2 separate regions of the Homo sapiens genome follow, and region 1 is linked to region 2. Evidence: chromatin loops called from intact Hi-C (ENCODE). Cell type or tissue: chondrocyte. All regions are shown on one strand. Region 1 overlaps EMSY (EMSY transcriptional repressor, BRCA2 interacting). Region 2 holds the start of LRRC32 (leucine rich repeat containing 32).

Region 1 (4,000 bases), 120 kb before region 2:
GACAAGGCAGTGTACCTATGATATTTACTTACACAGAGGTCTACAGCAAGTGTTCTTCTACTGGTACTCGTCTTGCAGATAATAAAGGGCAAAATTAGGCTACATTTACATTTACATTTGCTTAATAATAAATGAAAGCTTTATTCAAAGTTCTTCTCTTGAATTAGGCAATAGATTTGAGCCTCCTTTGTTAGAAGAGGCACCATAAAGGAGTGGAAAGATTGCTTTCAGTTGTACAAGATTTGGATTTGAATCTTGGCATTAACCCTGACCAACTGTGTGACTTTGGTTAAGTCATCTACCCTCTCAGTTTCCTCATTTGTAAATGGGAATAATAATTTTCTTATAGTGTTGTCACAGGGATTTAGCAGAATATGATGGGATTTAGTAGAATGTGATGTGTGAAAGCACCTTGCACAGTGCCTGGCATGTAGTAGTTGTCCAGTTGTCCAAAAAATGTCAGTTTTCTTTTTTTTTTTTTTCTTGATATTGTTGGGGAAGTTATTCTGCTACCTTTTCTTACCATAAAGATTCTCCTGTGTCTTCTCTTCCAGGCTATTCCTCAGTATGCTATTCCTTGTCACTCCAGCTCCAATGTGGTGGTGGAGCCCAGTGGGCTTCTTGAGCTAAACAACTTCACTAGTCAACAGCTGGATGATGAGGAGACAGCAATGGAGCAGGACATAGACAGTAGCACGGAGGATGGAACTGAACCCAGCCCTTCTCAGAGCTCTGCTGAACGGTCCTAGTGTTTGGACACAATAGTGCACTTTAAAACCTGCTTGGTTACCAAGTGTCCAGGGAAACCCTTGTATTTTGATGACTAAAAAGAGCACTTTGCCCGTACTTAGGCTGTGGACCCTAAAACAGCAGTGTTTCAACAAGATGTTGCTGCAGGAGCAGCTTTTTAAAACAAGATAAAACTCACAGGGGAATGTACTTTTTTAAAAAAAAATGAAAAAGAAAAAAAAAGCTGCACATTTACAGTGACTTAAGACCTGGTCTTCTTTCTCTGTTGGATCATGGCCGGTGAAACAGTTTTGTCTTGCAGTGGAAAGAGACTTCCTGTGAATGTTTCTCAACTGGTTTCTACTGAGCAAAATACCATCTAAAAGGAGAATGTGAATAGTTGTATTTTGAAATGATGTGTCAGGAAAAGTTTTTTAAAAACTTGTATGTTTTTGCAAATCCCTGGAAGTGTTGAATTGGTTAAAATTTTACATTTTCTCAGTTCATAATTAGTTTATAAACACCTAGAATAATACTGGCATTAAAGAATCCTTGTTGGATGGTAGAAATCAGATCCCTAACCAGTGGGAGGTACTTTTTGGGTGGCTTGTGCATTCTTATCAGTTGTGTGCTAATTTATTGTATTGTTCCTTTGTGCTCTAAGCAGCACACTTGCCTTCTATTTATTTAAGTGTAAACATTTCAAAGCAGGCCGTACTCCTTCTGACAAATTTCTTGTAAACCAGGATTGCCTACGCTTTCCACTGTCGTCGTCTCCCCACTTTCCCTCTTCCTTTAAGAAAACTTACTAAAAAATGTTTCATTGCGAAGCAGAGGAAAAGAAACGTTTTCAGACCTAAAGGAAATGTTTGGTCATGTTAAGAAAACAAATTATTCATTCATATGATGCTTTCTTAACGTTGAAATTGCACATTCACATTGGACTGAGACTTTGAAAATAACTTTTACATACTTTTGTTTAAGCCCCTTTGAAATGTATAAAAAGTTCATTTACAGTTCTAAATGTAATGTTTTTAAGCCTTCTATCTTTTTAGGACACAGTTTGTTTAAGCAATATGTTTTGGTCTTGTGATCACTGTCTGTCACAAGTAGAGTGAAAGGGGTAAGGGGGTGGGAGGGTAAGAGTTTTGACAAGTTGTGGCAAAGGAAACTATACTTTTCATTTTTAAAAATGTAAATAGAAAAGTTTTTAACGGTTTTATATAGATTTCACTATAAATAAGCATTTTAAGACTGACAAATGTTGAACTGTACATACATTTATCAGCATAACTGCCCAGTTTTTTTGGTGCTGAAGTACTGTAAGTAGAATTCATCAACGGTCTCCTAATTTTTGCATCTACATCTGGGGGGAAAAAGCTGTGATACTATAGTTAATAAATTCCCACTAGAGTGACACTGAAGATTTAAACACAAGCATTCATAAGATGCGCTGATCTCTGGTGGTTGTCACTAGTTCTGCTAGGTGATAATGATTTACCCATAGATGGAGCTGTTGGATATTATTTTATTGTACAAATTCATGTTTAAAAAACTTTGTGACTGTTTCTAGTTAAGTAATTTTTTAACCTTTCTTGGGTCATAGACTTCTTTGGTAAACTATGAACTCTCACCAAAAAGATACACATGCAACATGTTAAATACATGTTAGACTTTGCATACAATTTTAGGGGCTCATGGGCCTCTAAGCCTATCCATGTATTCCAGGTTAAGCCCTCTGTTATGATCAATCCATTACTTACAGATTAAGTTTTTATAAAATAAAGTATCTTTTAAATATTCATGGATCAAGTAACAAGAGCAAACTTGAATAAAGTTATGTTCTACATATTTTGGCAGCATAGCATACCTGTGTCCCTTGAGAATTTAGCCTTCATATGTTTCTGCAATTGGAATGGCAAATAAAAGTGCTATCATCTACATTTTTTTAAAGAATTACAAATATTAAGAAATTATCAAGTGAAATTTAAAATTTTTCTTTTAAAGGTGTTAATTCCAAATAGAGCATGCATTCATTTATTTATTCAACAAATATTAATTGAGCATCTTCTGTATGACAAGTAGTATTCTGTGCACTGGGGATACCATAGTGAACAAACAGGAAATCCTATCCTTATGAAGTTTATAAACAGGGCTTCCTGCTCATGAAATGGATACAAGGAATGAAGACAGGAGAAAATAAGAACAATACTTAGGTTTTTTTATAAAGTGGATAGATGATGATGCCATATATGGATTTTCAGACATCCCTTTACTGAAAGTCTTAGCATTATATCTATTAGTATTCCACATTTAAGTACATAATTTAAAAGTAATTTAAAGTCATCTCTTTGAAGGATATTAACAAATTACAATGCAAATGCTACAGAATTTTTAGAATCCTAACAACTATTAGGCAGTGATAAGAAAAATCCATTTGGCTTAAAGTAAACTTTAATAAGTGCCTAGTATTGCAGATGCAGTTTATGGTGAACTTAGAGGATTAAAAACCAAAGGGGGCTTCATTGAGATATTCACATGCCATAAACTCTCCCATTTAAAGTATACCGTTTAATGGTTTTAGTATATCCACAGAGTTGGGCAAGCCATTACCACAATCAATTTGAGAACATTTTCATTAATCACAAAAGAAATCCTGAAATGAAACCACCACCACCATCGCTCCAGCCCTGGGTGGCCACTCCTCTACTTTCTGCCTCTTATGGATGTGCCATAAGAAATGTGGACATTTCATATAAATGAGATTATATAATATGTGGTCTTTTGTGACTTCTTTCACTTAGCGTATTTTCAAGGTTCATCCGTGTTGTAGAATGTGTCAGTACTACATTTCTTTTTATGGCCATTCCATTGTGTGAAATATATCACATTTTGTTTACCCGTTTATCAGCTGATGGATATTTGCATTGTTTACACTTTTGGGCTATTATGAATGATGCTGCTATGAACAATTTGTGTACAAGTTTTACGTATTTTCAGTTCTTATGGGTATATACCTAGGAGTGAAATTGCTGGGTCATACAGTGACTGTTTAACCTTCTGAGCAAGTGCCAGACTCTTTTCCACAGGGACTGCATATCAGCAGTCTATAGGAGTTTCAGTTTCTCCACATCCTTGCCAACACTTGCTGCTGTTTGTCTTTTTTATTCTAGTCATCCTCATGTATGAATTGTAAAGTGCTACCCCATTGTGGTTCTAATTTCCATTCCTCTGATGGCTAATGATGAGCATCTTTTCATGTGCATATTGG
Region 2 (4,000 bases):
AGCACATGGGCACTCTGTCCTGGCATCTGACGGGAAGGGCCCCTCAGCTGTGGGCCCTCCTCAGTGGTGCCCAAGTACAGGGTGTAGCATTTAAAGACTACTCTCTCTCAAAAAGGAGGACGGTGTCACTTAGACCCAGGCTTGCATCCAAAGCCCACCACTCACCAGCTCTGCTCCCTAAGGTAAGTCCCTTCCTTTCTTGGTGCCCCAGTGTCCTGTCTGCAGGGTAGGCAGCTGGGTTCCAGTTCTGCCACTGGCCAACCCCAACTATTGTGATGATCAGGCAAAGAATGGTGGCGAAGGTGCCCTGCATCCTCACTGTCCTTCCCAGCTGACACAGTGACCCTCGCAGGGCTGAGCATCCCAGGTGAGGTGTGCTCAGTGGGGAGGCCCCAAGCCTGCAGACAAGTGGCCTGGGCAAGAGGAGGCAGGAGAGTCGGACTCTCAGGAGTCCAACTCAGAAAAGTGCCAAAGAATGTGTGTGTGTGTGTGTGTGTGTGTGTGTGTGTGTGTGTGTGAGAGAGAGAGAGAGAGTGAGAGAGAAAGAGCAGGGGTACGGGGGGCAATGACTACTACCACAATAAGCCCACCCCTACATTTAAGGATGTTAGTCTTCTAAGCACTTGACCTATATCATCTCATTTAATTCTCACAATCACCTATTGAGGAAATTACTGTAATTCCCATTTTACGGATGAGAAAACAGTTTCCGGAAAGTGAAGTGACTTACCCCCAGAGTTACCCAGCTCATAAGGGCTTTGGAGCTGGGATTTATCCAGTTCTACATGACCTGAATACTGTGTTTTCTCCAGCACATGCTGAGCCGACTGCCCCCAATAGAACTGTCTTTTTTTTGCCCATGAAGAAAAGGAGGCTCAGAGAAGTGACTTACCCAAAGTCACACAAGGAGAAAATAGCAGGGTCACGATCAGAATCCAGTTCATCTGTCTCCAAAGCAAATGTTCCCACTATACCAAATCAAGGTCTCCTTCCCTAAGCCCTGCCAACGACCCCTCACACGCAGGAGCAGGGCAGACTAGCTCACAGTCTGGCCTCTGAGGTCCTCTCTCCCTCCTCTCGGCCTCAGCTGACTTACTGGCAGAGTGGGGTCCTGGGAGAGCTGCTGCGGACGTTCCTGTCAAGCAGTGAATCACTAAGGGCAAGCCTCGTTCTGGAGACATGTGCATCCCACGGGGGAATTAGACCTTAACCCAAAGGAATGTGGCTGTGATGGCGGAATTTCAGGCAGCTCGGCGTGGGGGTGGGGGCCCCTCACATCTTACCACCCATGAAGAAGGCTGGGTTCAGAGCCCCTTGGAGAGCGGTGGGTGCCCCCTACCCCACTACGAGAAATGGGCAGGCCATCTAGTGCTGTGGGATGGGCAGCCCCACGCCTGGCTGGGATCGGAGCGTTGCAGGAAACCTGAATTCAAATTCCGGTTTGCCCTTGCCTAGCTGTGTGTTCCTGGGCAAGTCACGGTCTTCAGGCCATTGTTTTCCCAGCTGTCAAATGGGAAGGCCGGCCTCACCCCTTTGCGGGAAAGATCCGCCAAGACAGGAGCGCTGGGGAACTCCCAGGGACCGAGGGAGGGTCAGCCCCGGCTCCACGCGCGCAGTGGGGATGGCGGGAGGGGAGTGTTTGGGGGGCGTCCCTTGGGACCAGCCCCCGCCTTGCGCTCGCTAGAGGCGCGCGACAGTGCGCCCCCCGAGGGCCGGCCAGCCTCGCCTGCCCGGCGGCTCCTACCTGGCTCAGCGCGGCCGCAGCTCCTCTCCCGGGCAGTCTCGGCACATTTTGCGCAAACCCGCCCCCGGGTCCCACCCCGCGCCAGACCCCGGGGTCACGGCCCGAGGAGGAGCAGGCCGCTCAGCTGCCCCACCGGAGCCCCCGCGCTCCGGCTGCAATTTAAATACCTCTCCCGCCGGCCCGCCCCGCCACGCCCCCCTCTGGCGAGGCCGTGGGGTCCTAGCGCCTGGCCCCGTGCCTCGGTTTATCCGGAGCCGGCGGGGGCGGAGTGGGGTGGGGCGGCGAAGCATCTTCACCACCCTGGGACCTCGGCCGGGAAGGGGCGGGGGCCCAGTGTGGGGGGATGAGAGGGCGGGAGGGAGAGGGGTTGCAGAGGAAGCGCCGTGGGAGCGAGGCCCATCCCAGCGGCCGCCGCACGTGCAGTTCGCGGCCCCGCGGGGTCCGGAGGGGGGCGCGGTGGCTCTAGGAGCCGCAGGTCCACAGAGGAAATCCGGCCTGGCCCCGATTTCCCAGCTGCTGGCGCCGCCGCACTTAACGCGGGGGCAAACAGGCGAGGTGACGGCGGGGCTGAATGCGGAAGGAAATGACCCTTCGCTGGCCCTGGGGCGGCCGCGGAGGGGGTTCCCCGCACCAAGCCGTCCACTCTGGTGGGTCCTGGCAGGTCACTTTTCCTCTCCGGATTGTGCTCTAGTGTCTGGACCCGTACTCCTCCATCATCTGCGGGACCCTTCAACAGCCTGTGAAACGGCACCATCAAAGTCCTGTTTTCGGATGGAGAAGCTGAGGCTAGGGGTGGGGGCAGTGTGTACACATGAAAACCAATTGTCTGAGACTAGTAAGGTCCCTATTTATAGCTGGGGAACCTGAGGCTCAGAAAAGGTTAAATGGCGTGTCCAAAGTCAACACAGCTAATAAGAATCAGTGATTTGAGCCCAATCTGTTCATAAAGCTAAGTCTGATTCAGTTTGGGCATTATCTTGCCCGAATTTTTAAAGTACTGTGCAAATATGGGGTGGCGGTATTGTCATTTAGATTGGAGGTTGAAGCAGATCTTTCCCAAAGCCACCTCTCTTCTAGATGCCTTGACCCTACCAAATCACAGGTACCCTGCCTTGCTGCCTGTGGACTCTAGTATGCGGGTCCCTAGAAGAGAGGGGCCCTGGCTGTCCTCCAGGTCCTGGTTCCAAGTGTAGAAGGGGCCTCTTCCACAGTGTTTCTCTTCCCTGATCGTCACCAGCCCTGAGAGTGGGGCAGGGTGCCCCATTTTACATGCATGAAAGTGACCACCCAGGGCCTTGTGGCAAATCAGGGTAAGGCTGGGCTCAGAAGCGGGATTCCCTGAAGTCTCTACAGTTACTGCCTTTTCTTACCCCTGTTCAGTCCACTGTGGAGATGGATCTGGGGAGATGGGGTCAACCCAGAGAGGACAAGCCATGATAGCAGGTGCCATAGGGGCCTGACCTAGTCTTAGAAGAGGAAATCAGGGAAGGCTTCCCTAAGGAGGAGGCCTGAGCTGCAGTGAGGGGATGGGCAGGAGGTGCAGGTAAGGAATCTCTCAGCAGGGCCTGCGAAGGGTATCCAAACCTCTTTCCCTTCCCTCCCAGCCACCCAAGGCCTCAGATCTATGTCCACAGGGTCCTAGCTGGTCCATCCAGCCCCCTCTCTGGTCTCTAGTGCTCCATTTGGTCAAATGGAACCTCAGTGCCCCTATCTGTAAAGTGGGAAAGATAGTAGCTACTACTTGGAGTTGGTGCTAGAACTAAGTGCAATGGATCCAGCTGGAGCCTGCACCCAGTGGTTGTTAGGCAACTTCTCACTGCCTTTATTGTGGCAGTTGGTGGATACTCCTATATCCTGTGGGCTTCCTTTTCCAGGTCCCTGTCCAAGGGGCCAAATGTTCAGGAAAGTGCTTTGAAGCTGCCCTGCAGTATGAGCAGAGTGACTGGATCATTCGGGCAGTTCCTGGCCTTGTGTATCAGACCAGCTCCCAGCCATCCAGACCCAGGCTCGCTGAGCACTGCCTCACCCTTCCCGGAGCTGCTACCAAGCAGAAATCACTGGGCCATGGCAGAGCTTCTGCTAGGGCCCAGGAGGGCGGGGCTGGGGCTATGGTGGGCTGGGGGTGAGTGCCCCACCTCCCACTCCCCCGCCCCCAGAGGCTGTGGTTGTGGTTAGTCAGCTCGTGGGGTTCCACCTTACTCAGTGCCCGGATGGGGCTCCCCCACATTTGAGGCAGATGGGCAACCAAGCGTGCCC

The links. Peaks named below come from ENCODE experiments on the same cell type or tissue, not always from the same donor. Only the 100,000 strongest peaks of a DNase experiment are listed, where the experiment ranks them.
Region 1: it touches region 2 in a loop (3-fold over the local background); 13 of 110 quality-filtered maps call a loop at or near these places.

What each region holds. Positions count from the first base shown.
Region 1 is chr11:76,549,398-76,553,397 of GRCh38, forward strand. EMSY (EMSY transcriptional repressor, BRCA2 interacting) reads left to right here. Exons shown (of 22, transcript NM_001300942.2): 22 at 555-3,634. The coding sequence ends at 749. Among named protein-coding and RNA genes, the nearest start is that of LINC02757, 79 kb to the right of the region's middle. RefSeq lists an enhancer at 3,701-4,000. In chondrocyte, CTCF peaks have their summits at 2,224 and 2,430; no DNase peak of the experiment used is centred here.
Region 2 is chr11:76,668,870-76,672,869 of GRCh38, forward strand. LRRC32 (leucine rich repeat containing 32) reads right to left here and starts at 1,878. Exons shown (of 3, transcript NM_001128922.2): 1 at 1,745-1,878. RefSeq lists silencers at 1,633-1,762, 1,823-2,022, 3,755-3,994. In chondrocyte, a CTCF peak has its summit at 1,854; DNase peaks (open chromatin) are centred at 1,442, 1,902 and 2,042.